Regions from separate parts of the Homo sapiens genome. Here region 1 is linked to region 2. A link is a loop called in an ENCODE intact Hi-C map of the cell type or tissue named here. Cell type or tissue: dorsolateral prefrontal cortex. All regions are shown on one strand. Links, peaks and the distances in the headings refer to the core of each region. The heading gives the core; the rest is flanking DNA. Region 1 holds the start of LOC124900696 (a long non-coding RNA gene). Region 2 overlaps APBB2 (amyloid beta precursor protein binding family B member 2).

Region 1 (16,465 bases), core at 2,963-10,962, 970 kb after region 2:
CTCATTTAAAGCCTCAGAAAAATGCATTCATGAGATTGTTTCTTTATTTTTCCTTTCTGCCCCTCTCCGCATTCTTTGCCTATTTGCTTTACGGCTTTTCAGCCTTGTTGAGGCCAAGAAAAGAAACCAGGTTCTTTTCTCTTGCGATTGGATCCGTATTCCCAGTTAGGGCGCCTTTTGATGTCCCCATTTAGCGCCTTTGACTGGTCAGCTGAATGGGGCCGCCTGCTTTTGTCCTTTCCCACAAGTCCCTTCAGAAAGATCCCTTTAAACGCCCGGTACCCGCTGATGGATCCGTTTTCAAACGGCGCGGGGACGGCAGTGCCGGAGGCCGCGTCTCCTTAGTAATCGCGCGGGCAGGGCTCGGCAAGGGGTCGCTGCAAGGGTCGCGCTCACCCGCCCCGGGTTTGGGCGCTGGGGGTGGGGAAGGGAGAGAAGGTTCGAACAGTTTTGTCTCTCCCGCGCCCCGGCTCCCCCAGGGTGCTGCGCCTCCAGCCGCCCCGAGGCGCTTCCCCCGGCGTCCGCGCGCTCCTCTCCGCAGGGGTCTCGCGCCCACGGTGCCGCAGCCGCGCGGCTCAGCCGCCCTCCGCACCCGCGCCTTTCCAGCGCCCGGGTTCCCAAACCATCGCTAAAGGCGGACGGGGGGCGCCAGGAGTAACGGCTGCTCCCCGGAGACCCCACCGAGCCCAGCGCCCGCCCCCGCCCCCTGGGCGCCCTGCCCCATTTTCTCCCTTTCCCAACTATCCCAGACCCCCAGAAGGGCCAGAATTTTCCAGAACTGTCCCACTCCACCCGCGCCCAGGGCTTCTGCACATTGCCCTTGGCAGGACGCGAGCCGGTCGAGGGGCATTTAGGGGTGGCCCTGCACGGCCCTCACTGCTGTCCCTTCTTCTCCCTCCGTTCTCCGGGCCAGGGTCCTCGGAGACCCCGTTCCGCGGCAAGTACCCCTCCCCCACCCCCGGAGGCGGGTGCAGTGCAGGGCGGGGGCGGCGGTCGCAGCGGCTCAGAAGCCGACCCTCCTTGAACCCGAAGCTGCCCTGGCCCGAGTATCCGCACTGGCCTGGGCCCGAGCGAGGCTGCAACCCTGTGAAACCCCCTGCAAGGCGGAAGCCTCCAAACCCAAACGACCCCGAGGGCGATTCCGCCAGAAATCCAACGCGGGCCCAAATAAAGTCCGAGGCCTTTTTGTCGGAAGCCCGGGAGGTGCCCGGCCAAGGTGTCCCCTGCCCGGCCAAGGTGGGGGCTCGAACCCTGAGCGGCCGCGCCGGCTACTTACGTTGAAGGTGCGCGCATTCCAGACGGCTCTGACCTGCCTCCGCCGGTCTCGATTATTTTATACATTTCTCGGCGATACACTTATAAACAAGTGGAAATTTTGCATCCTACTGCACCATTTTATACATGATGAGCCGTCAGTAATAGGATTATTAAACAAAAACCGTCTCAGGCGCTGGCGTTAACCTTTTTTAAAATGGCTAATTAGGTTTTGGACAGAAAAATTAGATTTAACATTGCTTACATTGCCTACATTTTCAGTTGATGCTCCGGTAATTTCGGATAGGCCGGGCTGCCGCCAAACAAAGAGATAATAAAAAATTAACTATTTTAACATATATTACAGATCTCCTATACCAAAATAAGGCAAAGAATATTTTCATGATCAAATATTATATACATAAAACTAATTATCTTTTTTCGGCAGCCTCCATCAATTACCGGGGAGGGAGGGAGCGCGGGGCGGCGCGCGCCCTCTGCTGGAGCGCGCGGGGAGCAGGCCGGGCCCTCCCGGTGTGGTTAAATGAATGGTAACACGCATGGCTCGTCCGCCTCTCTGCTTCCTCTAGACATCCTTTGGCTGTTTTCATCGCTCGTGTTTATTTCCTACTACCATCAAGAGTAGTAGCTCGTGACAGCCTTAAGCATCTCGGTAAAAATAAGGTGCCTACTAAATTAAAATGTTTCCCTACCAGCGATTTTACGGGCGACATGGAAAGTCAGGTGTCCAAACACGTAAGGCCCTGGTTTTGCCATGTAAAGCCAGCCTGGTTTTGACAGAAAGGCCCATCGCCGAGTTTATCTGGGCCTTTTATTTACACAGACTTCAGTGCCGTGCCAAAAATAAAAATAAAACAAACAACAACAACAACAAAAACCACATATCCAGTAGGCTAGATACTATATAGAGAGTATTCCCACGTTGTCTCAGATTAATTTAAAGAAATCCTAAAAGGGCGTCTTTGAGGCGTTTGCTGGACTCACAGGAGCGGAACCAGGTTTCCAAATGGTATTGTTTACAACAATACTCAATACTGCGCTCCTGCTCTTTGCCTAGAGGTAAACGTGTCCCCGAGGCCAGATGTTCTTCTATTGTGCACAGGCCCATTGACTTGGAGCCTTGCTTTAGGGATAGGATCTCCGTTTTACTCAGAAGGGTTGGAGGGTGAAGGTGTCCTCTCCTTGGGCTTTGCTCCTATTCACATGAAGCAAACAGCTGTGGGACGGTGGAGAAAGAGCAATTAGGGAGAAGGATATTTATAATCCCTTAAAGGGGCAAAATAGAATAAGAGACCCAAAAGAGATTATTTGAGGTGTTAAAGGTAAAAAAAAAAAATCAAATAAATAGAGGCTACAGAACTGCCTATAATAAAAATTATTTTAGAAGAGCTTAAGTCCCTGTCCCATACTTGTATATAACACTGCTACAGTTATAAACCATAGCAATCTCTTTTGAATGAATGACGAGTTCAGACCAAGGGCCTTTTATTCAGTTTACCCAGTTTCATTATTGTAGTTCATCATTCTTTAAATCCTTCAAGCCAGTCTTACAAATAAGCACAAAAAATGAAAAATTACCAGCCCTGAAATGTTTTATTAGTTTGCGTCTCCCCAAGGCTACATAATGTTATGCAAGTGAAAGACCATGAAATCAATAAAATCTCCTAGTTTTCTGCTGGCCAGTCCGAATGGCTATTGGCCTTGAGCACAAAAGTCCACAAGGACTGGTAAGGTCGATTTTGTGCTATTTTGGTCTCCACGGGCTGAATTTCAAAATTCAACAGGAAGCACTAGCAGATAGCAGATCCTTGGGCTTCGGATTTATTTGTTTCTCTTGTTTTACAGAAAGACCAGCCTCAGTGACAGTCACACTGTATGGAACAGATTCAACTGGCCCACTCTTTTTTAATAAATAAATGACATTAAAGAGTCTGGCAGTTCTGGGAGGCAGGGTTTTATGAGCTAATCACACCCCTGGGGGGAATTTGGTAGTGTGTAGTATAGTCTCACCCTGGGGGTGTGATTACCCTATGGTAGCCACACCCACCCATCATGCTTTATTTCTTAACCAATAAATCACTACAAATGATGTGATCTGCACAGCCATATATCTCAGGCCCCTCCTTGCACACACAAGCAGCCCCTGCTGGTGAAACCAGTGGAGCAAAGTGATGCTCCCTGAATGGACATATCCCATCCTGCCCTTTGTGATAAAAATTTTAAAACAAGGGTGTGTCTTAGGTCTGCCTATTTTTTCCTTTCTTCTATTGAGACATTAAAAAGGGACCCTGAGTTCCTCTTGCCACTCATGTTCCCATCCCTTTGATTTCCCCCAGAAGAGTGCCCAGCTTGGCATTTGGTTGTATTTAGTTGGGCTCCTGCTAGATTGAAACATGAGTTTTTCCTGGGAATTCTGGTTATTTGTGATCCTTGGGTGAGCAAGGCGCAGGCTTTTGTATTGTAGCTCTTTATCAGGGCATTGCTGGGACTGGCGCACGTGCTCTTAAAGGTCTCTTCGGATAATCAGTGTCACTCCCATTGTAGTTGGATTCCTCCAGCCTCGTTTTCTTTCCCTCCCCATGTTCCATCTTCCTCAGTAAAGCATTCATTTGCTTTAACTTCACCTAGTCTAATTGACAGGATCCATTGTCATCTGCCTAAAACTTTTGTTCTTCTCGTCTTTATCCCTCTGAAGTGAGAATGCTATGCCCCCTCCAACCTTTTTTTTTTTTTTAAGATTTTTCTAGCTGATCGCATACAAGGCAGCACTCTGCATAAAAAGGCAATGGCTAACCCAAGACAGAGTAACTTACAGACCCCAGAAGCCGAGCAGGAGCTGCACTACAACCTGAAAAAGGGCCCACACATTTGAGGCCTGGCACAGGGCAAGGAAACATACCTATGAGGCGACAGAGTAGAGTTTTCTTGTTGGGTTTTGGGAAGAAATAAATATTTTTTGAACAGTGACATAACTTGGACTTCTCCCACTTGAGACAAAACTTGAGAACTTGCTGCCAGATCTGGGGGAGAAATTACATTAAGGAGGAGGATTCCACCTCCAATATCAGCCCTGAAAAGAAGTGAGAATCCTGCCAGCATTCGCAGCCTGGACATCTGGAAAACTTCACTGTTCTGACCAGAGCTTGCCACTCTAATCCTCTGATCTCTTGACAGTGGTTCTGATCCCACTGCCAGCAAGAAACAGTGCCTGCTGCATTTGGGGATGGGGGATAAGGAGAGGGCTTGGTAGACTGTCATTGGAAGATCATGAGAAGAGATCTCCATATTTTATGGTTATCTAGACAATGAATCTGATCTCAATTTATCAGGATTACTTGACCTCAGTGGCATGCATTTTCTCAAAGGTGAGTTTGGAGCTAAGAAGGATATCCATTAGCTTGACTAGTAAAAATATGTTGGTTAATGGATTCTACTAGACATTCACATTCAGATTGATTACTCTGTTATACTCTTATGAAGTACAAAAAATTTACCACCCCTTCTCCGCCTCAGAAGCACACATCTGTGTTCAATAGCAATCACTATCAAGGAAGTTTCATTTGAGAGTTGCCTGGAATGCCAATTGATTCTTTTTTTTTTTTCTTTTTTTGAGATGGAGTCTCACTCTTTCACCCAGGCTGGGATACAGTGGTGTGATCTTGGCTCACTGCAACCTCTGCCTCCAGGTTCAAGTACTCTCCTGCCTCAGTCTCCCGAGTAGCTGGGATTACAGGCACTCACCACCACACCCAGCTAATTTTTGTATTTTTAGTAGAGATGGGTTTCACCATGTTGGCCAAGCTGGTCTTGAACTCCTGGCCTCAGGTGATCTGCCTGCCTCGGCCTCCCAAAGTGTTGGGATTACAGGCGTGAGCCACTGAGCCTGGCCAATGCCGATTGATTCTGCCCTATTTCCACAAAGACACGATGCAGTCAACCAGTATACTAGTTCTTTTTTTTTTTGTATCCAGTTTAGGGGGATGATTCATGCTACATGCATCCCCCATGTCTGGAAAAGTGAGCCAATACCTGCATGTCTATTCATTCTCTTTAGATTGACCCCTCCTCAGGCACCTTGTCCCCTAAACCCCTTATATTTTCCTGGCAATCCATCTCTTTGACATCTTCCATTTTTTAAAGTCTTGTTTTTCTGTAATTGGTGGCTCCCTTCTTGGGGCTGACAGTGTTCACGTGTGGCAGCAGAAAGGGTGCTGTGTTTGGAGTTGGGGGAAATGACTTTGAGTTCCAGATTCAGGCATAGTAACTGTGGCTAGAGTGGACGAGGAAGAAATGTCCTACAGAACATTCCGATTTCATTAGACTGCTTTGGGGTCTGAGACTCAGTACTTTTAAAAACTCGCCAGAGCATTCTTATGTGCAATGAAGGTTAAGAGCCTCTGTTCTATACTGATGCATTGAAGGAGCTCTTGGGGTCAGGGACTCTACGAGGCCAGGACCAGAAGAGTGGGAAAGTCAATGGTGGGGCATCCACTTGGGCTTTCACTTCAAAGGGAAAAAACCCTCTTCCTTGTGATACTGCTCAAGCTCATTGTAAATAGTGTCCTGAATGTATGCTGGAAAAGGGAAAACATGCATGAGCTTCAGTCCAGGCTCTAATATTCCTGTTTTGTGACTTTAGACCAGTCACTTTATTTCTCTTGGGCTGCAGTTGTTTAAAATCTCGCAATGTGGAGATGACAATCTCTAGCACACGGGATTGGCATGAGGGTCAAACTAATACTACTACTATTAATAATAACTGCCATTCATTGCATTCTTATTCTGATTCTCAGGCACCCTCCAAGTGCTTTATGTGAATTATCTCATTTAACCCTTGCAAAATTCCATCTAAGGAAGATCTTATGAGGAAACACTGTGTTGAAAAGTCCTTTGTAATTAATAAAACCTTGTGAATGTATGATATCGTGCTCCACATAGTTTTGCAAAACTCCCTTACATATATATTGCCCAAGGGTATATAAATGAAAAGTAGAGACACTAAGATTTATGACTGGCTCTTTTAACACCAAGGTCATTGATCTTTCTACTATACTCCACTGGTTCCTGGATAATTGCAGATTATGTAATAGTATGTTTGAACTCAACTGTTCCTTAGTTCCTTGCTAGGAAAAATCTAATCCACCAAATCGGCTTCACCAAGATGCAAAGAAAGCTCAGAGTTTAAAATGTTTGATTTTATTCTATCATGAAGTATGGTTTCTGTATTCTGGCAGTGGGATGTATCTATTTTAAGGCTAAATGTCATTTCTTGGCATATGAAACAGTCATTTATTTATTCGGATGTGAAGTCCTTTAGATTTGCCAAGATAAGGACCAGTAGTCCTGAACTTGGGGATGCATTTCTTAACTGAGAAGCTCATAGTTCTGCTATTACAGCTACTGCTGCTTTCACCACATTTTAGAGGAGGCAGGCATTATAAAATGCCCTTTGATGAACATCTATGTAATTGAAGACTTAATACTCCCTCTGATTGTCACTAGTTCTCTTGCATTTAAATCCTGTTCTGTACAGTGAATTTGGCCTTGGTTCAGTTCACTTCATAGAGTGCCCCCAGGCCCCTCATTTATCTAGATGGCCCTGAGACTGGATTGTAGATTAGTACTACCTTTTGCTTTATTCTGTCTCTTGATTGTCTGTCTACCAGAAGGCAGGAACAAGGACTGGTTCTTCTATGTCATTGTATCTCTATAAAAGTTTTATTGAAACTGAAACTTATTTAAAATGCGTTTTATTTTTAAGTTACAGGTTTTATTTATTCTAGTTATTTCTGTCCTTGGTTTCAATGAGTGGACTGCCCCCTGGTGGACAAGAACTGTCAGCTCACATGAAAGTTAGCATGCTTTTGTAATTTCAGGCCATAGTCTGAATTATTTTTCTTCAATTAATATGAATTATATTCCATGAACAATAAGAATTGAATTCATAATATGTCAAATTCAATAAAAAAACAGAACTCTAAGATTCCTCCAGATATTCTTGGAATACCCTCAATTATGAGGACAGGGCCATAATCTTTGTACAGCAAATTTCCATTTTTCTAGAATGGCTGGGGAATTGTGAATTCTAATTCGGTTATCTTACAGTCGCTGATATAACTTACATAGGCTAATCATTTGCAAAGAATTAGTACACAGTGTGTAATGGAATACATGGACTGCTGAATGTCAATTTCAGTAGTACTTGACAATAATAGTGAACACTTACATAATACTAAGTACATCAGGTACTTAAGTTCATTTAATTTCCCCTTTTCTATGAATAGGTATGGTTACTATTGCTCTTGTGAAGATGAGGCAGCTGAGAACTGTCACACAGCTAGAAAATGATAGAGCTGGAATTTAAACCCAGGTCATGAGTTTCCAGAGAGCATGCACTTCAACCCTATGATAAATGGCCTTGCTTATGAGTTACAGAACATTTTAGGATGTCACAGGATCTCTCTTCTGAGCATTGCTGTTCACCAGTGTAGAAGTTGTAGGGGATTAGAATTAACCCTATGTCAGACCCAACCCCTTTCCCTTTCCACACCTTCCACTACCCTTATCACTGTGACACCTATCAGAGCATTGCACGTATTAAAGGTGCAGTAAATATCTCTTATCTATGAACTTGGATCATTCAAAGCCTTTTTTTTTCCCAGAAAACCTCAGCTCTCAGTTTATTTTTATTCATTTCTTTCTTACAAAATCATGGTGGATCCTACACAACCAAAATATGATTATTTAACTGTTTCGTTCAGGATAATATATAAGATTCTTCACACATGTTAGACTCATATGTGGCATATCCTGACCAAAGCAAGCTTTACCCAACTCAGTAAAGAAGACTATGTATCTGTTTTCATTCTTTTGAGAAAAAGTTTCTTGTTCATGCCAGATGAACCACATCTGCATTTCTGCATATAACATGTTAAAGGGTTTCTTTGACACTGGACTTAATGCAGGTCACTGCTATGGTTTGGATATGGTCTGTCCCTGCCAAAACTCATGTTGAAATTTGATCCCCAATTTCGCAGTGTTGGGAGGTGGGGCCTAGTGGGAGGTATTTAGGTCATAGGGGCAGATCTCTCATACATAGATTAATACTCTCCCCTGAGGAGGTGAGTGAGTCCTTCAGGGAATGGATTAGTTTCCCCAACAGTGGATTGTTAAAAAGCATATGACTTCCTCTGTTTCTCTCTCTTGCTTCCTCTCTTGCCATGCAGTCTCTTTGCACACATACCTGCTCCCCTTCCACTTGCCACAATGAGTTGAAGCAGCTTGAGACCCTCACCAGATACAGCTGCCCAATTTTGAACCTTCCAGCCACAAGAATCATGAATCAAATAAACCTCTTTTCTTTATAAATTATTCATCCTCAGGTATCCTGTTATAGCAACACAAAACAGACTAAGACAGGCACAAAAAATTTTATTGAAAACTGAACTCATAATCTAAGATGAGACCTTTACAACAAACTTGAATATCCTGTGAGTTTACCCTCTCAAAGGTGGCCGGGGAGCATGCCCAGCCCTGCAGTGCTCCTTTTCTGGGTGATCCATGCTGTTCTTGTCCCTAGCAGTTGAGATACTTGCTTCTAGTTTCAAGTCCTTATGGACTTCCTTACTCATCCAGAGCCTGGCTTGCTGGGGCTGCAGCTCTCTGACTCTCCCATCTGACTGCCAAGGTTAATTCATCATCTTTGCAAGAGGCAAACGCTCCCTTTTGATAGGAAGAGCCACTTCCTATTTGGAGAACCAAAATCAGATGTCCTGTTACACAGAAACATGGACTGTTGACATTGCCCATGCCACTTTGTTTAATCACTATGGCTGACACTGTGTGGGTTTCTGTGGCACACTGGTCAGCACACAGTAAGTAGTAATACGTTAAGTTGGCTGTTGAATGTACCTGGGAATACACCATGAGCCAGTTTTGTTTCTGTACAACCATTTTCCTGGGAATCAATGCAGCTCTTGGAAACTGCTTCAGGATAGTACATACAAGCACACACTGCAGCAATGTTTTTGAAGATATGAGAAGGAGGAAGATGTGCCAGTGGTTCAAGAAACATAACATGGTTTTAAAATACAGCCTAATGTGTTTAGTAACACAGGTGTGCTACTTTGTCTTAAAATTAAATATTAACATGGCCAGAAATCTTCCTGTTTATTCCTGCTTCTAATAAAGCTAACTTTATGTGGTGTTTGGTTGGTTTTAATAAATCTAGACCACAGAAAGAAAAACACTTCATCTGACAATACAACTTTAAAGCACCCTATTTTAGATACCTACAAAACGAAATTCTCATAATTATCAAGCTTCAACTATCAACATAATTAACATGGGCTTTAATTAAGTTTCTTTTTTTTTCCCCACTAAAAAAAGAAAAAGAAAACTTACCATCTGCATTCACCCAGAAGCACATGCATGGTTGAAATCAGACCGTCTGGGTGTTTTGGACACAAAAGAAACCTTTGACCACTCTGATTTGAGCATATGAGTGTCAAGAACCCCCAGAACAGAGCCAATCCAAAACGCGCTACAGTGTTTCTATTCAGAGGCCATCAATGTGCCTCTTTAACGGTTTTTCAGAATCCCAGGAAATTGTGATTACATGGCATTAGCTTTTCATTTTCTGAAGAATGGATGAAAAGCATGAAAGTCCTCTTGACAATGTGAAGAAAAGTATTTTTGGTTCTGGTATACTTCTGCTGTTTTCTGATAAACACTACACAGAAAATGCCTTTAAGATACCACACAATTATACATACAATTGTAGCTCAGTGGTGCCCGTGCTAGAGAGACTACAACCTTATCCAGGGAGAAAAAGACCCCCAAATGGCAATTGTTCTCAGTGAACAGTCACTTAGTCAAGGATGGTATTCATTCTAGCAATATCATGAATTTATTTTCCTTTCTCTGTGAGATGCTCTTATGTTACCATGGAAGTAATCTTAATTCAGCATTTTTTTGGGCAAGGTGGGGGTTGGCGGGGGTGATATTTCCAAGTAAATAACCGTAGGTTTTGACTGGAAATTTACTTCATTTGGCTGATTCTGTACTTGCTATATTGAAGAAGAAAGTACTTAATAGTCCATTGTGTGTACAAATTGTGAAAATAACATTGGTCTGGTTATATTACATGTGGACCAATAGTATTTACCAAATATCAATAAAAAGCACAAAGATTGGACCAGATTGTCAGTGGATTCTAAGAATATTTATGCAAACCCTAAGATTCCTGCAAGATTCAGGTAAGAAACCAAAGTAGAAATCATGGAATATTTTATGGCAAGATAAGGATTGAGGCTATCACCACTCACGCTATTATCCATTAACTGTATTGCAAGCTCATCAAATGATATTTAAGTCTCAGCAGAGACCTCAAAGGCTCTAAGCGTGTGCTTTTTGAATTTTAATGGTGTAAGAATTGCTTGGATAGGTGTTTATAAAAGATTCAGATTCTCAGATTTCCCTCAGAGATCATTTTATTATATCTAGAGTGGGGCCCAGAAGCCCGCATCTGAAAAAATATACCAGATGATTCTGCAGCAATGGTCTATGTCGCTGTGTCACCCAGGCTGGAGTGTAGTGGCATGCCCACAGCTCACTGCAGCCTTGACCTCCTGGGCTCAAGCAATCCTTCCACCTCAGCCTCCCAAGTAGCTGGGACTACAGGCATGCAGCACCATGCCCGGCTGATTTTTGTCTTTTTTATAGAGATGGGTTTTCACCATGTTGCCCAGGCTGGTCTCAATCTCCTGGGCTCAAGCGATTTGCCTGCCTCGGCCTCCCAAAGTGCTGGGATTACAGGTGTAAGTCACTGTGCCCAGCCTGTGATTGACTCTTAAAGAAAATTTTTAAAAAGTACAACTATTACATATCAACTAAAAATGAAAAGAAAAATACATTTTAAAAAGAAATATAACTTAGCCCTTTTTAATCCACTTGAAATACCTACCTAACCTTCAGATCGTCCTCATCTGTTGAAGTACTTGTACTCATCTTTTTAAGATTAATTCATCCCCAGGTTTGGATAAATATATATCTTTCCTGTCTCCATAGTAACGTAGTTATAAATGACCACTTCAGTGTCACCTAGCTGGGAGAGCAAAGGAAATGCATTGTGACAAAACCCCCTACCACAGCCATACATATCTTGAAACAACTCAAGTTAGAATGGACTATCATTGACCTTGATATCTGCTTATTTTGCAATGATAGGGAAAATGGTATGTGCTTTTTTTTCTCCCCTCTTCACCCATTTTGTATATCCTAGCTTCTCAAAGTGTGGTCTGTGGACCAGTAGCATCAGTATCACCTGAAAGTTTATTTGAAATACAGAATCTAAGGCCCTGCCCTGACCTACTGAATTACAATCTGCCCTGTGAACAAGATCCCTTGTGATCCCTGAGTATATGAAAGATGGAGGTGGTGAACAACAGCCTTTTTTAGAAAGCAATAAATGAAAGAGTATAGGTTTCCTCACAGCAAAGTTAAGCATGCTGTATGTAACATCAAAATGAACAAGTAAGTTCTATGGACTAAGGTAGACACTTTTCTTTTCCTTCTAAGATCATGTATTTGACACTACTACAAATGATCATTCTGGGCTCTATCCCCAACTTTTGCCCCTGAACCTGGGATAGCCCTGTAACTTGGGCTATCTCAAGATTCTTATTGCCGTGACAGTATTTCACCATGGTTCACTGCTCTTCCTCTCCCAATTCCCCTCCCACCTCCCTCCCTCCAGACACCAAGTCTCACTTCAACAGACTTGATGAGTCTTTCCTATAAGCAAGGCCCTGGGAGAGGGGCTGGAAAGAGGCAGATGCAAAAGAGAACCAAGAAGGACTCTGCCTGCTAAAAGATTGTGACAATAAGAACAAAGATGCGGGCCAGAGATGGTGGCTCACACCTATAATCCCAGCACTTTGGGAGGCCAACTTGGGAGGATCACTTGAGGTCAGGAGTTTGAGACCAGCCTGGGAAACATAGCAAGACCTCATCTCTATAAAAACGTTTTTAAAAAAATAATGATCCAGGCATGAAGGCACACACCAGTAGTCCCAGCTACTTGGGAGGTTGAACCTTGAGCCCAGGAGTTCGAGGCTACATTGAGCCATGATCATGCCACTGCTCTCCAGCCTGGGTTAAGAGTGAGGTCCTGTCTCTAAAAAAATTGAGCCAAGATGGGGCTTGAGAAGTACCAGGGCCCATTGTTAGCACCTTACAAGTATTAACACAGTCCATCTTTACAATAACTCTGTGGCATATGTTATGTACAGTCATTTGCTGAACACCACACAACTGGAAAGGCCACCCAACTAGGAAGGGGCAGAGGGTTGGCTGCAAAGGTTGTGCTCTGGATCACCATATAGGAAAATGGGAGCAAACTAGATGGTGACTGCTAGGGGAAGAGGAGCACATGAAGCTCCCACAAAACCCCCATCTCACAGTGTGTTAATCTTCATGTCAAGTGTGAAGCAAACACAGTTTCCTGCTTCCAAGTTCCACCCCTGCCTTGACTCCTGCACTCATTTCTCTTCAAAGGAACTACTGCCATTTCCACTGAGATTGGGTGTATATAGAAACCACAGCACTGCAAGGCAGATAAGTGCTGTGGAAAGTAACAGCAGAGTGCCATGGAAGCCTGGAGAGCCAAGAGGGTAGTGCCCATCAGGGAACTGGGCCAAAATGAATCTACTTTGCAAATTAATTTCTAGGCTTCCTGAAGGAAGTGGCATTCGTCAAGCCATGCGGGTCATGCAGCTGGCTAAGGGGCAGAAGGCCCTCCAGGCAGTGGGCACAGTGCCAGTCAAGGTATAGGACTGGATAATGCTAAGTCATACCTAAAGTTGTGTTCAGCTGCTTGGAGGGGCAAGTGAGAGAGAGCATAGGAAGAGCAGTCACCCTCTCAGAGGTGACTTGTTTTGCTGTGTTATACAATAAAGACAGCAAAAGTCTTAAGTTCATTTCTAATTCACATGCTTGTTCATCAAGGCATGGTAACTCAACTTACAGTTTAGCCAGGAAGAGGCATATTTACCATTGCGTTGGAATCCCCTTCCCTGGTCGGAGGCAACTCCTACTTTGGAGCCTACCCTGGAATCTCAAAATGTCAGTTACCCACTTTCCCAGCTTCCCTTGCAGCTGGGACCAGAGATGCATCAGTGTCACTGTCTGAGGAGAGTCCATGTAGAAGACAGTGGCAGCAGAGGTGGCAGATACATACAGCTTGAAGAGCTGTCAGTGGCTGTGGTTTTAGTGCAAGAGTCCCCGGTTCTGTGTGAGTGGTGGGGGTCGTTCAAGTTGTGTATCTGGACCTACTACAGCAGCAGTGCTGGCTTCACAGGGCCAGTTTCAAAGCATGATCTGGGGCACACACGTACACACATGTACTGGTGCCTTCTGGCTGTATAGTCTGTAAGACTTCTCCAGATGAACCGTTCAGTATTCTTTAATAAATTTCCGTTCTCTTTAAAACAGCCAGATTTGCTATATCTTGCTTGCAACTGAGAATCGTGACTGATACTTTCAGTATGTCAGAGAATAAACTGCATGCCCACAAGGACTTCAGAACTTAGCCCTTCCTTTTGTATACAGACTAGGTGATCTTGCACAAGTAATTTTAATTTTTTTTTTTTTTTTTTTTTGAGACAGACTTTCACTCTGTTGCCCAGGCTGGAGTGCAGTGGCGCAATCTTGGCTCATTGTAACCTCCACCTCCTGAGTTCAAGTGATTCTCCTGCCTCAGCCTCTGGAGTAGCTGGGATTACAGACGTGCGCCATCACACCCAGCTAATTTTTGTACTTTTTAGTAGAGACAGGGTTTCACCATGTTGGCCAGGCTGGTCTCGAACTCCTGACCTCAAGTGATCCACCCACCTCAGCCTTCCAAAGTGCTAGGATTACAGGCATGAGCCACCGCGCCTGGCATAATTTTTTTTTTAATGTTGGTGTTGTCTTGATTTTCTAAATCATTTGATGATAACATTTGGACCTCATACTCTAGATTGTGCGGAGCTAGGACTGAAAGTGTGGGAACCTGTAGAACAGCTGTAATAAGAAACATAAGGAAGATGAGGAGACCCTTGTATGAAATTACACAAATCCAAGGTGTTTTCTCCTATGAGCCTTTCATGGAATTGTAAGAGGTAGAATAAAGGCCCAAATTATTTTGTTCTGTTACAAGAACACTGATTGCTAAACTCATATTCATTTAGGACTTTTGGGGGCTCCAAAATTTATCTACTCAAAATTAGCAGAATTGTATGGAGTGGTGTGAACAGAGAGGCCCCAAACCAAAAGCAGGTGATTACATTTGCTATAGGTAAAACAAACTTCAGTGTGACAAAAAAGAATGCTCAAGAACATTGATGAGTGTTTTCTTTTAAGCTAAGTTGCCAATTAAACTGTACCAGCAGTAACAGCGCCGTATTATGCCATAATGATCCCAGAAGAGATAGACTTTAAAATATGGTCCCGCTAAGCCCGGTGGCTCATGCCTATAATCCCAGCATTTTGAGAGGCCAAGGCAGGTAGATCACTTGAGCCCAGGAGTTCAAGACCAGCCTGGGCAACATAGTGAGACCCTGTCTCTAGAAAAAATCCAAAAATTAGCCAGGCATGGTGCTGCACGCCTGTGATCCCAGCAACTCAGGAGGCTGATTTGGGAGGATCACTTGAGCCCAGCAGGTTGAGGTTGCAGTGAGCCATGATAGTGCCACTGCACTCTCTCCAGCCTGGGCGATGGAGTGAGACCGTGTCTCAGTAAAATAAAGTAAAATAAAATAAAATCCTAAATTTATAAATTTGAGAAATCATCAAATTCACTCCTATGAGGAAAATCATTATTTCAACGGAAATATTAAGTATTCAAACAACTTGACAGAACATACTGTAGAAAAAGATTTATTTTTTTGTGTCCTCTACTATAATGTAAGCTCTGTGATAGTAGGGTCTTTCCTTGTACATTTCCATGCTGTGCTCCCAACACATGGTAGGTGCTAAATCAAACTTGACTAGAGGGAAGAGGCACTCATAACTCCTTTAGAATTTGTGAAGAAAAGTGCATTATATATGGTTTATTTTCCTGACCATATCTTTGCAGCACACTTTTATCAATGAGTATTTTTAGGTGGTAAAACAGGTTACTGTTTAGTCTCTATTCCTTTTCATTCCTACATAAATGAGTGCTAACTAACAAGTCATATCTCAGTTAGGTCTTGCTTGTTCTACACATTACTTCTTCTTTTAGGACTTTCTGTTTTCATTGTTGAAGAGAAGTTAGTTAGACACAAAAGAACTTGACTTGGACACTCTTGGATTTCTCCACATAAGTCAGTATAAAGTATGTTTTATTTGATGATGTGACAGAATGTAAAGAAGTGTTTTAAATCTGGAAAACAGTTTTAGTAAAGTATAAGGGTTTAGAAACCTCTATGAATCTCTAATATTCTCCCTCTATTTTAAGCAATTGAAGAACTCTTGAAAGATAGCTCTTAGACTTTCCAGAGAGAGTTTCCTTCTTTTTCCTTTTTTTTTTTTTTTTTTTTTGAGACAGGGTCTTGCTTTGTTGCCCAGGCTGGAATGAAGTGGTGCAATCACAGTTTACTGCAGCCTCAATGACCTCCTGGGCTCAGGCAATCCTCCCATCTCAGCCTCCAGAGTAGCTGGGACTACAGTCATGAGCCACCATACATGGCTAATTTTTTTTGTATATTTTGTAGAAACAAGGTTTCACCATGTTGCCCAGGCTGGTCTCAAACTCTTGGACTCAAGCGAGCCACCCACCTTGGCCTCTCAAAGTGTTGGGATTACAGGCATCAGCCACCATGCCTGGCCAAGAGTAGTTTCTATCTAAATTGTCAATTTGTTTATGAGTCTGCCATCCTCCATCTACTTTGCATAACTAATATCACACACAATATTAATAATGTTCTTTCATATTGGGATTGGGAATGAGAATTTAATTTTAAATGTATTCCACAAATAATTTGATAGTTGCTTCCGTAAATGTCATTTTTAATGTACTTAAACTGTTTTCCCAACAACTCTGGCAATAAGCCATACTATGTGGCAAAGGCTTTCGTTTTTTTCTTGGATTAAATAAAACAACATATTTACTTTCATTTTTGTTTGACTTTTAACAACTTATTGCTGTGACTCACTCTGCTAACCTTGA
Region 2 (16,465 bases), core at 4,565-12,564:
CGGGAGAGCGGCCCCAGGGGAAGCCAAACCTGCTTTCACAGTGACCTTGGGCTCCCAGCCTCCATAACTGTGAGAAAAGAACGTTTCTGTAGTTGAAGCCACCTCGTCTGTGGTATTTTGTTATGGCAGCCCCAGCCAACAAACACACGGTGGTGTATACACTTCAGGTAACCATGAGCATATGGCAGAGCTGGCAGTGAAGCCTGAGTTTGTGTCCTGACACATTCCTGTCACCGCGCCTTGCTGCCTCCTAGGTGCGGCAACAATGCTGGCTTTCCTGACGGAGAGAGGGAGGCCGGCATCCCCAGGCCACACCTATAATGCCTCTCACCCCATACACGTGTGCACAACACGCCTCCTCCCCTCCTCACAATCTTGGGTGCACCCAGTAGCTACACCCGGCTGGCACCGGAGCCCAGGGAGGCCAGCCCCACTCTAAAGAGGCCCCGAAGAATTCAAGGCCTCCTAGGAGTACCCTGAGGAGAAGAAAATAATCCCTCAATGGGGAGTGAGTACTTCAAAGCCCACCAGCTCTACGTTTATAGCTTTGGGCTGGTCCCGAGGCTTCTCAGAAGTACCTCAGAGCCGACAATGGGGGAGCCCGCCACTGCAGGAACCAAAAGCCCTGAGGTAGTGTGGGTGCCCTTGTGCAAACTGTCCACTAGGGGGCACCATCACCCAACACCTGCTAACAGATCACTGGAGGCAAGGAGGCCTATGGAGGCAAAGGAAATGCCCAGGGAACCGACTAACTGCCTGCTAGCTGCGTCCTCCTCCCTCCAGGCCACAGCACTGCTCTCCACACTGTTTTCCAGAGGTGTAGCACTCTTAGGTCCAGGGGCAACCTGCAGAGGAGCCCAGTGTGGGGCTGAGGCCTCTGGGCCTCCCCTGTCACAGTGGCCCTGCTCTTGCCCTTACACAGAAGGGCTTCTGCTACTAAAGAAAGGCCGGTGCACCATGCAATCACCATTATTTGCAATGCCTGCCCCACAGCGACTCTCATTAACCTGCTGAGCAGGTTCAATCATCAGCACGTTATGAACAAGTCATACAAATCTAAAAATATCAACCAGAAATGCCAACTTATTAATTTACGGAGAGAAACGCCAAGTGTCAGTCGACTGCATGTTCAGGTTGGCTAATGAAAGGGTTTGCTCTCTGCAGGAAACCCACTCCAGTTTTCAATCCCCAGGCCACTGCAGGCTGACAAACAACGATGCAGGCAGAGGAACCTGACAATCAGCATCCTAACAGCCAGGATTCTTGACGATTCTTCACTCATGCCAGAGACACGCCTCCGGGTTGTGATTTAGTACAGAAACAGTTAATTGCATTAGTCATTTCCTGCCCAGGAACCAGGCTGGCATTATGAGTCCTATTTTTATCAATGGAAAATTTGAGCAGAGGTGGGTTCAACCGAGAGACGTAGCACAATGTTTCCAGAATGTCATGGAACAAATTAAGTGTATGTTTACTTAAAGATGAACTTGCAGGCATATCTCATTAGACATATGTAATCTGATAATCACTTATAATCATCATGATACTAGCAGTGACTATTTATCGAGGGCTCACTCTGTGCTGAGTGTTTTATATACAAGTCTGGTCTTGGCAGGGAAAGCATGAAGGTGGGCGCTGACATTTACACATCACTTGCCACAAGCTGCATGCTTTACAACATGTAGCACAACATGTTTTCACAACAACACTACAAAGTAGGTGCTGTATTTCTTATTTTCTAAATGAGAAACTGAGGTTCAGGGAACTTAGTTGAATTGTCTAATGTCACAATGTAAATAAACAGCAGAGCTAGATTTGATCTGAGGTTCACCGCAACCTCTGTCTCCCAGTTTCAAGTGATGGTCTCCTGCCGCATCCTCCCTAGTAGCGGGGATTACAGGCACCCACCACCATGCCTGGCTAATTTTTTTTTTTTTTTTTTGTAATTTTAGTAGAGACAGGGTTTTACCATGTTGGCCAGGCTGGCCTCGAACTCCTGACTTCAGGTGATCCGCCGCCTCGGCCTCCTAAAGTGCACTAGTCTTTTTTTTAATTTTTAGAGAGGGGTCTTGCTTTGTTGCCCAGGTTGGAGTGCAGTGGTAAGATCATGGCTCATTGCAGCCTCAATCTTCTGGGCTCAAGTGATCCTCCAACCTCAGCCTCCCGAGTAGCTGGGACTACAGGCTACGCACTACCATACCCGGCTAATTTTTTCTTTTTTTGTAGAGACGGGGTCTCACTGTGCTACCCAGGCTGGTCTTCAACTCCTGGGCTCAACAGATCCACCTGCTCCAGTCTCCCAAAGTGCTAGGATTACAGGCATGAGCCACTGGGCCCAGCTCCCAGCCCTAGTCTTGATTCCCCATTCTCTGCTCTACATTAGCTGTTCTATTAGCAGAAATGCTCAATCTAAAGGGGGATCCTTGAGATCAGGCCTGTTCTGTGGACCTCTGTATACCCACCACCCAAAAGTGGCCCCGGATGTGCCACATGCTCAAGAAATACTTGTCAGATGAAGACACTCGAGCTTGAGACAGACTGAAATATCATGGCAAGGCTAGGCCAGACCTGACTGGCAGTCCTGGACTACCACTCCCTATTTGTGCCTTCAGCACATTCATCGTCCTTAGTTTCCTCATCTGCATCACCGGAGGGATAATCTTGCCTTTGCAGGCACTGCTGTGGATTCAAGGGGCTGTGAACCCTGGCAACCAGCCCAGCACAGCCTATGGGAAGCAGTTGTTTTTATTGGAATAATAGTAAAATTGTACACAGCCTGGACTCTGAAGCCAGAGATTGCAGTTTGAATCTCAGCTCCCTACTTAATTCCTGTATGACACACGGCAAGTTGCTGACCTTCCCCTGTGTCTTGGCTTTTCTAACATGGAAACGACAGACATAGGGTTGACCCTTGAACAACATGGATTATTTGGACTGTGTAGGTCCACACAGATTTTTGTCAAGCAAATGCAGATTGAAAATAGAGTATTTGCAGGATGCAGAATTCATAGAGGGTTGACTTCTCGAATCCGTGGGCTCCTCAGGGACAACTGTGAGACTTGAGTATGCGTGGATCTGGTATACTCGGGGGTCCTGGCATCAATCCTCCGCATGTACTGGGGGATGACTGTGCTTATGTTCTAAGGAATGTTGGGAGCACTAAATGGTATCATGTGTATAAAGTGCTCACAATGGTACCTGGTAAGCATACAATGTGTCAACCTTTATTATGATTAGCTCTAAATTATCAATAAATCCTGATCTAAGCCATGCCTAGTGATATAAAAGTCATATAAAATATCGATTCAGTCGGGGGACCTAGAGTCAGGTAACATGTCCAACTCCAGGTGTCTTACACTGTAGGCCACAGGGCCAGTTCTTCCTGTGGGCTTACTCTGCCCAATCCAATCCATGTCTGGCTTATCAGGAGCGCCATCATAAGCTGCTGGGGCCTGGAACCTGCAGACTGGAGCCCATATCCAAGGGTCCTGGGACACCTCAACAGAGGTGCATCCTGAGCTCTTAATGTGTCTGCAGTCCTCATAAGTGGGCCTCCAGCTGGTCCCAGACCAACACCTAGGGGGACACGGATTCCTGTGCTGGAGCCGAGCCTCCATGCAGAGCTTTGTGCTAATTTCTTCTCTAGGTACCAGTGGGATCTAGATAACTCATTGTCATGACATCACCTCCCTCCTCCCTCTGCCCCTACACAGACTTTGAGCTTCAGAGCACTGGGATGCTGCAAAGGCCTGCTCATTAAATCGGACCGGCTAGACATGGAACAGGCCTGCAGAAGCTTTGGAGAGTATGGTTTGGACTATTCCTGCACTCAGCGATACGGGACAAGCACAGAATGCAATAATATTTAGTTTGTTCAAAAAGCCAAATGCTTTTGCAAAATACTCTTTTTTATTTAATAGGAAATAGAGATTGTCTTATGGAAGAGTGGGATGGGAACCTGTGGAAAGACATCTTAAATCCAACCCCTGGCAGTCTGACATAGGGCTGCTGTCAAATCCCCATAGCCACACTCCCAATCACAATGCTTCTTAGATACCCCTAACCCACCGCAGCCTAAGGCCTACAAAGACAGCTCAATGGCTGGGCACGGTGGCTCACGCCTGTAATCCCAGCACTTTGGGAGGCCAAGGCGGGCGGATCACCAGGTCAGGAGTTCGAGACCAGCCTGGCCAACATGGTGTAACTCCGTCTCTACTAAAAATACAAAAATCAGCTGGGTGTGGTGGCAGGCGCCTGTAATCCCAGATACTCAGGAGGCTGCAGCAGGAGAACTGCTTGAACCTGGGAGGCACAGGTTGCAGTGAGCTGAGATCGTGCCACTGCACTCCAGCCTGGCTGACAGAGCAAGATTCCTTCTCATAAAAAAAAAAAAAAAGGACAGCTCAGTTATTGCAAAAGTATCTCTAAGAATGCTCTGAGAGTGACTGTGGAAATTCCCCTGGAGGAACAGTGAACACGTTACACAAAAGGGAACTTCATCAAATCTGCTGCTGGAGATGCTCAAATGCCAAGCAAATCTGAGTGTGTGGCAGTAAACATGAGATTCACATCCCACCTTCTCGGAGTCTGAGTAAGGGCCCATGGAAGTCGAGGCCAAGAAGCTCGGCTGGCAGAATCCCGCTTCTATTCCTGCTGATACGCAGCAGATGTCTGCGCTACTGGGAAACCATTCTTACTCCCTGAAAGTGTGAGTGGTATTTTAGTTTTCCCCTGCAGGAGTCTTGGAAAAGATTGGAAAGCAAGTCCTGAGGTCCGCATGGCTGATTTACACTACAGATTACGTTTCTGCTGCTGCAAAGCTGAGAAACGTTATTTGCAGAGTAAGCACAGAGGAAAATCGGAATGCACACCAAACTGTGCACATGAAGTGGAACATTGCATTTCGCTGGGAAATGAGCTCTAGGCCACGTGAGCTCTAGGGGAAACGCTGATCCTAAGAAAGGAGCAGAGACAGCCTGCAGTCAGCAGTCAGGCTGTACCCGCCAGTCTGGGGGGTCAGAGCTGGGACGCTGTGGGCCAATGGTGAAGTTACACAGTTCAGTCTCAAATAGTAACAGGTATATTTGCAATATGGAAAATGTAATTCTCAAATAAATAAACAAGTGTATGGTTTTTAACAACTGTTTGCCGTAAGCATGCTCCCTAGGCGGAATCTGAGGCAATTCAGAACTAGTTTGGTACTCTCTACCCTAAAATGTGCCTTTGCACATGAGTCCACTCGGAATAATGCCACTGAGCCTTGAATAAAGTCCTTCCTCCGAATAGCTCAAGTGCAAATACACTCCATCCCCATCATGTGCAGATTCCATATCTGCAAGTTCACCTACTTGCTAAAGTTTATTTGTAACCCCAAAGTCCATACTCCTGGTGCTTTTGCGGTCATTTGTGGACATGTACAGGGTGGCAAAACACTTGAGTTGCCCAATGCACATGTTCCTAGCTGAGGTTGAGCTAAGTGACATTCCCCTATCTTGTTTCAGTTCTTATACTGTAAAGAGGTGTCCTTTTTGCGATCCATTTAGTACCACTTTTTTCACATTTTCGTGCCCTTTAGCAGTGATTTTGCTGTTTAACATGGCTCCCGAGAACAGTGCTAAAGTGCTTTTAAGTGCGAGAAGGCTATGAGGTGCCTTATGGAGAAATACTTATGTTAGGTAAGTCATTCAGGGGTGAGTTATGGTGCTGGTGGCCATGAGTTGAAGGTCAACGGATCAATAACATACACTAAATAAGGGGGCTGGGTGTGGTGGCTCATGCCTGTAATCTCAGCACCTTGGGACGCTGAGATGGGCGGACCACCTGAGGTCAGGAGTTTGAGACCAGCCTGGCCAACACGGTGAAACCCCATCTCTACTAAAAATACAAAAATTGGCCAGGCAAGGTGGCTCACACCTGTAATCCCAGCACTTTGGGAGGCTGAGGTGGGCGTATCACGAGGTCAGGAGATCAAGACCATCCTGGCTAACACGGTGAAACCCTGTCTCTACTAAAAATACAAAAAAAAATTAGCCAGGCATGGTGGCAGGCGCCTATAGTCCCAGCTACTTGGGAGGCCGAGGCAGGAGAATGGCGTGAACCCGGGAGGCGGAGTTTGCAGGGAGCCGAGATCACACCACTGCACTCTGGCCTGGGTGACAGAGCGAGACTCCATCTCAAAAAAATCAAAAAAACAAAAAAATAAAAATCATCCGGGTGCAGTGGCTCACGCCTGTAGTCCCAGCTACTCCGGAGGCTGAGGCAGGAGAACTGCTTGAACCCAGGAGGCGGGGGTTGCAGTGAGCCGACATCGCGCCATTGCACTCCAGCCTGGGCAACAAGAGTGAAACTCCATCTCAACAAATAAATACATAGGTAGATAGACAGACAGACAGATAGATAAACAAATAAATGGAAACACATAAAACAAGGCTAGATACTGATCAGGTGATGAAAATGTTGTGACCAGAGGCTTGCAGGAACCTAACTCTGTATTTCCTCTAGGAGCAATGCTTCAGTATTCACTAATTCAGTGTTGCTGGTGACTTTATAGAATTCAATTGCCGCAAATGATGAGAATCAGCAGTATCTGTCCTTCTTCACAGAGCAAGAATGGAGGGGCATAGGATAGCAGGGTGGGGGGTGGTGCTTAATTACTCTTAAGCTTTCTAGATTTTGGTGTAGTGAGTTGCAGGCACTAGAAACCATGAGTCCCTGGGTTTTTGTCCTAGTTCTGCTACTGACTAGAACCTTCAGGATGTCACCTGATTTACTCAGACCTCATTTTAGTCATCTGACAAGAGAGGGGAAGGGGGCAGTTGAGGAGGGAGAAGGGTTTGGGCTAAAAGATAACTCAGGACATTGCCTGCTGTGAAATACCTCTCAAACACTTTATCCGACTCTTGTCCCCACTGGTTATTCCTTTGGCTTAAAGGCACAGTGGCCTCCAGGCCAATCCTTCATCCACTAAGGACTCATCACCATGGGCTCCCCCCACCCTCCCAATCTACCTGCTTCCCTCTCTCATCTCGTACTCAGTGTCACCTTCTGGGAAGCCTCCCTGATTACTTAAAGCTGCTACTCCTCCTGGCACTCGCTCACACTCTTCCCTGCTGTTTTTCTCCATAGTAAGTCTTTTCACCTGATGTACTTTTATTCCACTTGTGTGGTTCTCTCTCCACACCCTGGAATGTACGTTACACAAAGGCAGGGACTTGGTCTGCAGTATCCTCAGCCCCGGAGCGCAGAGCCTGATCCTAGTGAGTGTTAAATGAATGTATATCTGCGAAGTTGGCCTTAAAACAATACCTGGTACTCAGTAAAAGTTACTGATAACTATCTTCAGGGCTAATTTCACTTTTCACTGTTGTTTTCTAAGAAAGGTTTTACTGTACCAGTCACCAAGAAATGAAAAGTCTGCAACTTTTTGCAAAGTGTCTGAAATGAACTCAGTGAGTTCATAACGTGCAAAGACCTACAAAGACTTCAATTAAAAGCACGGCTGTTCCCAACCCCAGAGAGAAGATTTATGAAGTCTGAGCTCTCCAGGCTGACTCCTGGGATTCTGCACTGTGCTCTCGGGGGAGGAGCATTTAACCACAGCATGGAGACCCAGAACACAAGGGCTCTGGGACCCCGGAACCCGGCCATCTCATTTCACGAATGAGTAAATCCAAGTCCTGAGAGCATTAGCCAGAGTTGTGACTAATAAGAAGGAAGCTCTGCCTTGAGGGAGTGGAGCTGGCACTGCAGGGTCCTGGGCCCTGTGTGAGTGAAGTCTGTCTTTAAAGAGTTTCTTTGGTAACTGCCCAACACTCAGGGAAATGGTCCCTGACCGACTGGAACTCAGTGTGTAATGCAAAGGTGAAGTAAATACAAAGAAACTCTCTGCCAAGATAGGCATGGTAATTGCAGAAGAGAAAACATTTTAGGTAGTTGTTCTAAAGAATTTGCTGTAAATTAGATATGATGAATTCCTACGGGGAGGAATGTATGTGCACAGAGCTGAGACATGAAAAAGGAGACCACAGTCAGCCACAGACTGGAATTAAGGCTAGAAACCTAACCCCAGAGCTGAGAAGGTATCTGAGGAGGAGACATCTCTCAGGCTAGACCTGAAGACAGACAGACAGACAGACAGACAGAATGAAGTGCTCCCTTGTGGCTTCTGCTCACAAGAAGGCAAAAAGTGGATGCTGTCATTGGCAAGCCTGTTCCAGAAGCATGTGTCATGTTCCTAAGATAGTCACTTCCCACCCGTTCTGCACATGGAGATTGGCAACTGTTCCTCAGTATTGGCTGAGCTGCGATTTTCAAAATGCAAGAAGATATGTTTCCCTTTGAAAGAAACAATTTGGCCCATGTAGACTTATGTGGTTGGATTTTGTTCCAAGTAGGTAACATACCCGTGTCTCTGTGCAATCATGTCTTACCCTGTGTGTACGTGGCCACCAGGAAAGACAGACAGGGAGAAACTGAAGGAAGCCCAGGAGGTCCAGAAACTAGAAACTATTCTGAGAGCGAGCATGACTGACCGACCCTGGTGATCACACAAAAACAAGGAGGGACCCAGAGGATGTTGCGAGGCAATGGATTCCCAAAATTCCAAGAGAAGCAACCGCAGGTGAGATCCTGTTGTGAAGCCTTGAGATGGTGACGGGGCAGAAGTATGCAGTGAACGGGAGACCTGAGTGTGGAGTCTGTGGTGGGGAAGGTCAGAGGGAAGAGGGGAGGACTTCGTATCATGCAGCCTACACAGCCTGCAGGCCATGATACCACGTCCCTGGGCTCTGCTGCACCGCAGACTTCTGCAGGCTTCCTCAAGTGGCCAGGGCTCTCACTCAGGGTCAAGTCAGGGCGGCAACTCCTGTGCTGTGTTGACTGCGGCTCATTACTGCCACCTGTGGGACAACTGGGACTGTCTTCTGAATGGACCTGGGGTGGGTCTAGTGATTTGAGGCCCTGCAGAAGTTTATTGATCCCAAATCTGAACTCCAACTGCAGATGGTAGCTCATCTCTTCACCTTCATATTCTGCTATTCTCTAAGTGAACTCCAGCTCCCCAGCTAGCCCCAGAACCTGGCTTTTAGAGCTGAACTCCAAGATTTCTTGTCTTCAGCTTGATGGATGAGGCCCATCAAAGAAAGGGAAGTGACTTGCCCAAGGTCTCCCGGGCTGGAAGCAGCAGAGACGGGTGAACAGTGGGGTCCTCTGTCCACAGTACTCATCCCACCACCTGCTACGGTCCCCTGACAAGCCACTGAGGTCAGGGTCCCCATGTGTATTTTTTTCATATCCCACAATACCTAGGTAAGTGCTAAGCAGATAACCAGTACTTAAGATCTCTCAATGAATTTTTTTCATCCAATGAGAAAATTTAGACTATCCAGAGAAAAAAACACCAAAAATAATTAAAGCAACATGAGTTCTGTGAATTATAAAGGTAGAGGGAGTTGAGGTCAATTTTATCAGAGAGGGAATGGGTTATCTTAAAGTATTTGAATGAGTTGGGAAAATATCAACCAAGAGTTGCCCTTCTACAGGATATCAAAGAAGTAGAAGCTTTGGAATGATGAGGAGTATTTGCAGAACAGTAATGGTGAACTTCTTAAGAAAAAGAGATGTTAAAACAAGGAATCCTCTACCAAGGGTGCTGTGTGCTTTTTATCCACAGGGCAAAGGTTTAAAAACAGAGTGATCAGTTAACTCTCCCTATGAACCTTCTTGTTTTAACAGAGATGAATGGACCAGAGACTCAGGTTTATTCTGTATCTAGGTTATAATTCCACATGCAAAACGCAATCTCTGTGAAACTTATTCCATGACAATGCAATACAGCTTCCCATTTCTCACATTGCTTTTGAAGGAGAGGATGGCAGTTCACACTTTAGCACATAAAACAGAACACAATATTATGAATATTTTCACTTATTTACAATGTGACGTATCCCAGTGCTGGCCAAACCACTCTATCATAATTCTATGCAGCTTAATCTAGTGGGAAAGGGACTAGCTTGAACTAGCACATCCCCACACTGGCTAGTACACAGTTACTGAGCACTGGCCAAGCTCATCTCTACAGACATCTTTCAAAGAGAGAGGCCCACAAAGAACTCCATAGGAATGTGAAGGTGTTTTGCAGGCAATGCCACACCAACACATGCTTGAGTGCCACTGGGGAACCTCTGAGCTATCTGTGTCAATTTTGTCCCCAGTATTAACTTTTTAAGTTAAAAGATTTGGGGGAAAATGTTTTATAGGCACTACACTATTTACCCACAGCCTATCTCTTGGACAGTAAGAGTGCTTTAATGCCGTTAATGGCAGCAGGCCAGATTCTGTGGCAATCCCCATTTTTGGCAGTCCTTGTCACTCTCTCAATAACAACACGAACACTGGGGGGAGAAGCAGCAGAGGAACTCAAGGAGCATGCAAAGGAGCTATGTTTTCCTGTAAAATGGGGGCAGCTTTCTTTCTTTTTCCTTCCTTCCTTCCTTCTTTCGGACGACTTCCTTCCTTCCTTCCTTCCTCCCTCCCTCCCTCCCTCCTTCCTTATTTTTTCTCTGTTTTTTTTTTTGTTTGTTTGTTTTTGTTTTTTTTAACAGAGACAGGGTCTCACTATGTTCAGGCAGGTCTCAAACTCCTGGGCTCAAGCAATGCTCCCACCTCGGCCTCCCAGAGTGCTGGGATTACAGGCATAAGCCACCATGCCTGGCTGCAATTTCCATTTTTACATTTATATAGAGCCTTGAGGTGAGTTTCTTTTTCTTTTTCTTTTTTAGCTAGTATAAAACCCCTGTGACTAAAGCTGAAGTCTTTTCAAGCAGGCCTCTGGAGGTTGAGAACAGACTGGGCTTTCACCAGGGGTACAAGGAAAGGAAGGCTGGTAAGATAAACTCAAGAGGCATCCTTTCCATTGTGGCTGAACCACTAAATAAGTCTGAACTGGCAAGTGCTTTACGTAAATGTGCTCCAGAGTAAAGAAAAAGGGACAGTAATTCATTCTACGTTAAGTAAAAAATCTACACAGGCACGCACATGCACTTACTAAATATAACCAGTGAAAAATTGTTTCAAGGCTTGTTTTGTCCATAAGAGGAGGCGACAAACACCCCCATTAACATATAGGAACTTCTTTACACATGTCCTCACGGTCACCTATCTGGAAGTTACGTGAAAACTTTCTCACATCATCAGGTGCATTTCTCACGTCATCAGGTGCTATCTACATTTTAATGCATCCTCATTAATAACCAGTTTATTGCCAGACATTTCCCACTTTAAATTTCTCTGGAAAAAAAGAAATCCATGCTGCTTAATTTAAGCTATGACATACTGTAAAACACTGCTAACATCATGATTCCCAGGCTCAGAGAATGAGGTGGCCTTAGAAATGGTACACACTTGGGACTGGGCTAAGCCCCACATTGCCTCTAGGTGACTCTGTCCACACAGCCGCCCAAACGGCTAACTCACCCCGACTGGCAGGACTGCTGGGACCCATTACATGAAAATATTTTGAGGACAGTTTTGGAAGACAAAAATTATACTTGATGTTTAGAGTAGGCTGTAGATTATCAAAGCATCTCTACAACACGTCTTGTTTCATCTTCGCAGCAACACTGTGAGGTTCCCAGACTAGGCAATAGCGTCATCCCATTTTACAGATGAGAGAAGCGAAGTCCAGAGAGGTTTAGCCACACGGCTCATTGCTGACAGTAGGGGGCTAGAACCCAGGTATTGCTGCTCCTGCTTCATCATCTTTCCACTTGTACCACGGCCCTGCACTGGGGACAAAGATTCTCTGGCTGTTTTTTCCTCTTTTGTCATTCACTGGGAGTCAACTGCTCGGGTATGTCATTAATATGGTTTGGCTGTGTCCCCACCCAAATCTCATCTTGAATTGTAGCTCCTATAATTCCCACGTATCATGGGAGGGACATGGTGGGAGGTAACTGAATCATGGGGGCGGATCTTTCCCATGCTGTTCTCATGATAGTGAGTAAGTTTCACGAGATCTGATGGTTTTATAAAGGAAGTTCCCCTGCACACCCTCTCTCTTTCCTGCTGCCATGTAAGATGTGCCTTTCGCCTTCTGCCATCATTGTGAGGTCTCCCCAGCCATGTGGAACAGTGAGTCCATTAAACCTCTTTTCCTTTATAAATTACCCAGTCTCGTGTATGTCTTTATTAGCAGCATCAGAACAGACTAATAACACACAAACACAAACCACACACATACACAAAACTGCATTTTCTCTTACCTCTCCATCTTTAAAACAGTTACATGTCTTTAGGTGAACCTGAGCTTAAGGAACAGAACTCCCACCACAACAACCCCACAGGGAATCAGGGGACCAAACCAAATGCAGGCTTTAAAGGGCAGGGCAGGGCCGGGCTGGACGCAGTGGCTCATGCCTGTAATCCCAGCACTTTGGGAGGCCGAGGCAGGTGGATCACCTGAGGTCAGTGGTTCGAGACCAGCCTGGCCAACATGGTGAAACTTCATCTCTACTAAAAATATAAAATTAGCTGGGCATGGTGGCATGCACCTGTAATCCCAGCTAGTCAGGAGGCTGAGGCAGGAGAATCACTTGAATCTGGGAGGCGGTGGTTGCTGTGAGCCGAGATCACACCATTGCACTCCAGCCTGGGCAAAAACAGCAAAACTCCATCTCATAAACACAAAACAAAAAACAAGGCCAGGGACGGGCTGACCTACACTGAGAGGAAGGGTAGCCCAGCAATGAAAAGCTTGGACTCTGGAACCAGACTGCCTGGGTTCAAATCTCAGCTCTGCCATTTAGCAGTGGAACAGTGATCAAGCCACCGAACCCTCTGTGCCTCGGCTCCCTCAACTCAAAATAAGAGACCCTCACAAGGCTTGTGGGAGAACAGAGCACTGTGAGGCTCGTGGCAGCATTTCCAGAAGTGGTGATAAAACTGAAAGACAGAAAACTGAACTTGTCCATAATGGCCTCACACCACCTTTTTGTATTTGTGCCCATACATGCTAAATGCTCTATGAACATCGGCTAACATAATCATTATTGTACTACGGGGAAGAACACAGGCCTTAGAGCCTGCCTCCTTGGGTTCAAATTTCAGTTCACCCACATAATATATGTGTGATTTTAAGGAAGTTGTTTAGGTTCTCGGAATCCCAGTTTCTTCGTTTGTACAATGGGAATAATAACTTCATCTCCCCTGCATGGTGGTTCTGAGAATCAGACAGATGCATGCAGAGCGACCAGCACACGGCTGGACCTGAAGAAATGTTCATTTCCTTCTCCATCCATCCTCTACTCTTGCCAAATGATGAAGGTCGACACTGGATGCCCATTCATTCCATTGTTTCTAGCTCTCAACCAAAACACGGTGAGATGCATAAGAATATCTGAAGAGAAGAGATGAGCCTGATGTAGCATTTTGCTTTATTTATTTAGTGACACTGGCCCACTGCATTGGTGAAGAGGAGAAAAAAACTAAGTACTTTCTACAAATACGCTCTAGGTTGCAATCTCATCTGAGCTCGTAACTGAAAAAAGCATGGCTCTCAGGAGAAGCACTTTTTGAGAAATCACATGCTTTCGGCTCTGGGTTCCATGTGTCATTTACACGGGTCCATTTTCCAGCTTTGCTAGAGACAAGGGTCGCTTGCAGTTCAACCTGACCATTGGTAATGTGGCTGGGGCAGAAAAGTGGGACCCTGGTGGAGACCTTTCTGCCCCTTCCTGAGCAGCGTGTCTGCCGAGAGAATGAGACCATCATGGATCGAAAGGGACACATATCCTATTGGTGCCAACAACAGAGGGGGAACTAAGCATGTCTGGCTAGAGATCTGGGGTAGGAATGTGTGGATTCAACAACTAAATACACCTTTCATGAAGCGATCATTAGTCTGAGGGTCTCCTAAAGCTAAGTGAAATTATTTATGTGTTAGGGCTTAGTGAACTCATCTAACCGAACTGCTTCAACATGAAGCAACAGAAATCCAACTTGCAGTGCAGTTGCAAGCTACTTCTTCAATTCCAGCAGCACTGTAATTGTCATTCTTAAATGATATTAGCATTGTCTCTGCTGCATTATTTTGTTTCCTTCCCCAGTCTGACTGATCTACTACCCTGCTATGTATGTACTAGCTATTGAATACATACATGCCGAGTGAACAGATGAATCTACTGCAGACTGCTGTTGAGAGCTGCCACTCTTGGTGTCAGTTTAGAGTCTGAAAATGTGGAAGGCTGACTACTGAAATGATTTTCTTATAAGCACGAGTCAGAAGCAGAGGGAGAACTCAGACCTTGATCTTTGTGACTTAGCTATAGGGCCTCACAATTGGATGAGATTTTAAATAGGAATCCTATAAGTGACAAAGTATTGTGGCTTAGCTAGAAATGGCTTGGCATCTGAATTATTTATTTACTTATTTTTTGAGATAGGATCTGGTTCTGTTGGCCAGGCTGGAGTGCAGTGGCGCAATCTCGGCTCTGTGCAACCTCTGCCTCCCAGGCTCAAGTCGTCTTCCCACGTCAGCCTCCTGAGTAGCTGGGACTCCAGGTGTATTCTACCACATCCAGCTAAATTTTGTATTTTTTTTTTTTTTTATAGAAGGGGGCTCACTATGTTGGCCAGGCTGGTCTTGAACTCCTGAGCTCAAAGGATCCACCCCGCTCGGCCTCCCAAAGTGCTGGGATTACAGGCATGAGCCACTGCACCCAGCCAGCATCTGAATTAATCTAATTGTTCTGTAGGAAAAACCATCAGTTCTCCATCAATTTTTTTCTTTTTTTTTTTTTGAGACGGAGTCCCGCTCTTTAGCCCAGGCCGGATTGCAGTGGCACAATCTTGGCTCACTGCAAGCTCCGCCCTCCCAGGTTCACGCCATTCTCCTGCCTCAGCCTCCCGAGTAGCTGGGACTACAGGCGCCCGCCACCGCGCCCGGCTAATTTTTTGTATTTTTAGTAGAGACGGGGTTTCACCGTGTTAGCCAAGATGGTCTCGATCTCCTGACCTTGTGATCCGCCCGCCTCGGCCTCCCAAAGTGCTGGGATTACAGGCGTGAGCCACGGTCGTGCCCAGCCTCTCCATCAATTTTTAAACTGCAAATAAAGCAGAAATGTTTTCATCACTATCTAAATACCAGTATCTGGCATTAAGCTCTCAGGCAGCAAGCCTGAGAGAACAAGTTCTGAGACGTGCTGGCTCTTTTCCAGATGGCCTTGGAATGCCAGCTTCAGGACCCCCAGGTCTCGACCAGCTGGCCTTCCTGGAGCACCCAGACCTGCTGAATGGATGTCCCATGGCTACTCCTGCCCGAGGCTGTTCAGTTCTGTGATTATTCATGGCCCAAAATTCTGTGCCAAGAACCCACCAGGCCAGGTTCACACACCTGCCGCTCTGGTGCCATCAGGATGGCGGCTGCTGCCACCGCGGCTGGCTGGTGCCCATTTCCTCACCTGTTTCCTACCTCATTCCTTCAGGGGAAGAGGGAAGTCTGCCTTTCCTTCATTAGCTTTTCCAGGCATCTGCCCATCAGAGGGCGCAGCTGCCAAGAGTTAGACAACAATGCATCTTGTTTCAACAGCACCCTTCAAAACTCGGGGACTCACACACGGCTGCCAATTCCTCGACCGCTCATTCAGGCAAGTGTAGTGACCAGAAGTTAATAAGGGAAATAACACCGTGCTTCTGCCAGGAACACGGCATTATGCTTGGCCGAGTTGGCAAATAAAGGGAGGAAAACAGTTTTAGAAACACAAAAGCTGTCCTCCGGGATAGGAGGCAAAATGAGCAGCCAAGGCCAATGGCAGTGAGTGTCTGCACCACTCAACGGAAAAGCAGGATGGACAAGGGTCAGGGAGCCTGGCTTCGGGTCCTGCTCTGCCACGACCAGCTGTGCAAGCTTGGGCAGGTTACTTTCTCTGCGCCTTCTGCTTTTCCTAAGGCTGGAATGAGATGATCCTTATTTTCCCCTTGTGAATGCCAACCTAAAAGCCATGCATGAGAGGCTGAATCTCATTCAGCCAGGACTTGATATATCCATCACTGGCTCTGGACCTTGGTTTCGTGATTCAACCATGTTGCTATTTTCTGCCCTGTACTGAAGGCACTAATTTTGAATGACTGAAATGTGGGAATGACATGTTTGGCAGATTGTACCTCCCAAAGATGGCTGCATTAAAACCTCCCGTCCTATGCGCTCCTTGTAACGTGAACTTGCCACGTCTCATCAAGAAGTGGAGTCTGACAACTCTGAACAACAGAATACGGTGGAAGTGACATGCTGCCATTGCCAAGAAGAGCCTTTCCTCACCTGGTGGCTTCACCTTCCTGCTTCTTAGAAGCTGGACACCAGGTAAAAAGTACAACTGCCTACCCAGAGACCACACCATGAGAAGACCAAGCCACATGGAGAGGCCCTGGAGGACGTGAGGAGGAGCACTGAGCCAGGAAGCAGGTTGGAGAA

Evidence for each region. A loop is a pair of places that touch in the nucleus more often than their neighbours do. Peaks named below come from ENCODE experiments on the same cell type or tissue, not always from the same donor. Only the 100,000 strongest peaks of a DNase experiment are listed, where the experiment ranks them.
Region 1: a loop joins it to region 2, with 3 times the contacts of the local background. A loop is called at or near these places in 3 of 110 quality-filtered maps.

Annotation. Positions count from the first base shown.
Region 1 is chr4:41,881,204-41,897,668 of GRCh38, forward strand. It overlaps LOC124900696 (a long non-coding RNA gene), which reads right to left and starts at 9,729. Exons shown (of 2, transcript XR_007058105.1): 1 at 9,679-9,729; 2 at 1,857-2,491. It overlaps LINC00682 (long intergenic non-protein coding RNA 682), which reads right to left and starts at 1,408. Exons shown (of 2, transcript NR_104143.1): 1 at 1,277-1,408. RefSeq lists an enhancer at 111-862 and a silencer at 1,666-1,715. In dorsolateral prefrontal cortex, for the core only: CTCF peaks have their summits at 7,103 (motif pointing left) and 7,315; a DNase peak (open chromatin) is centred at 7,108; H3K27me3 peaks cover 1,632 bases.
Region 2 is chr4:40,908,198-40,924,662 of GRCh38, forward strand. The region is part of intron 10 of APBB2 (amyloid beta precursor protein binding family B member 2); the gene reads right to left. Among named protein-coding and RNA genes, the nearest start is that of NSUN7, 170 kb to the left of the region's middle. RefSeq lists a silencer at 15,635-15,929. In dorsolateral prefrontal cortex, for the core only: a CTCF peak has its summit at 8,895 (motif pointing left); DNase peaks (open chromatin) are centred at 4,630, 8,236, 8,864 and 10,328; H3K27ac peaks cover 1,786 bases.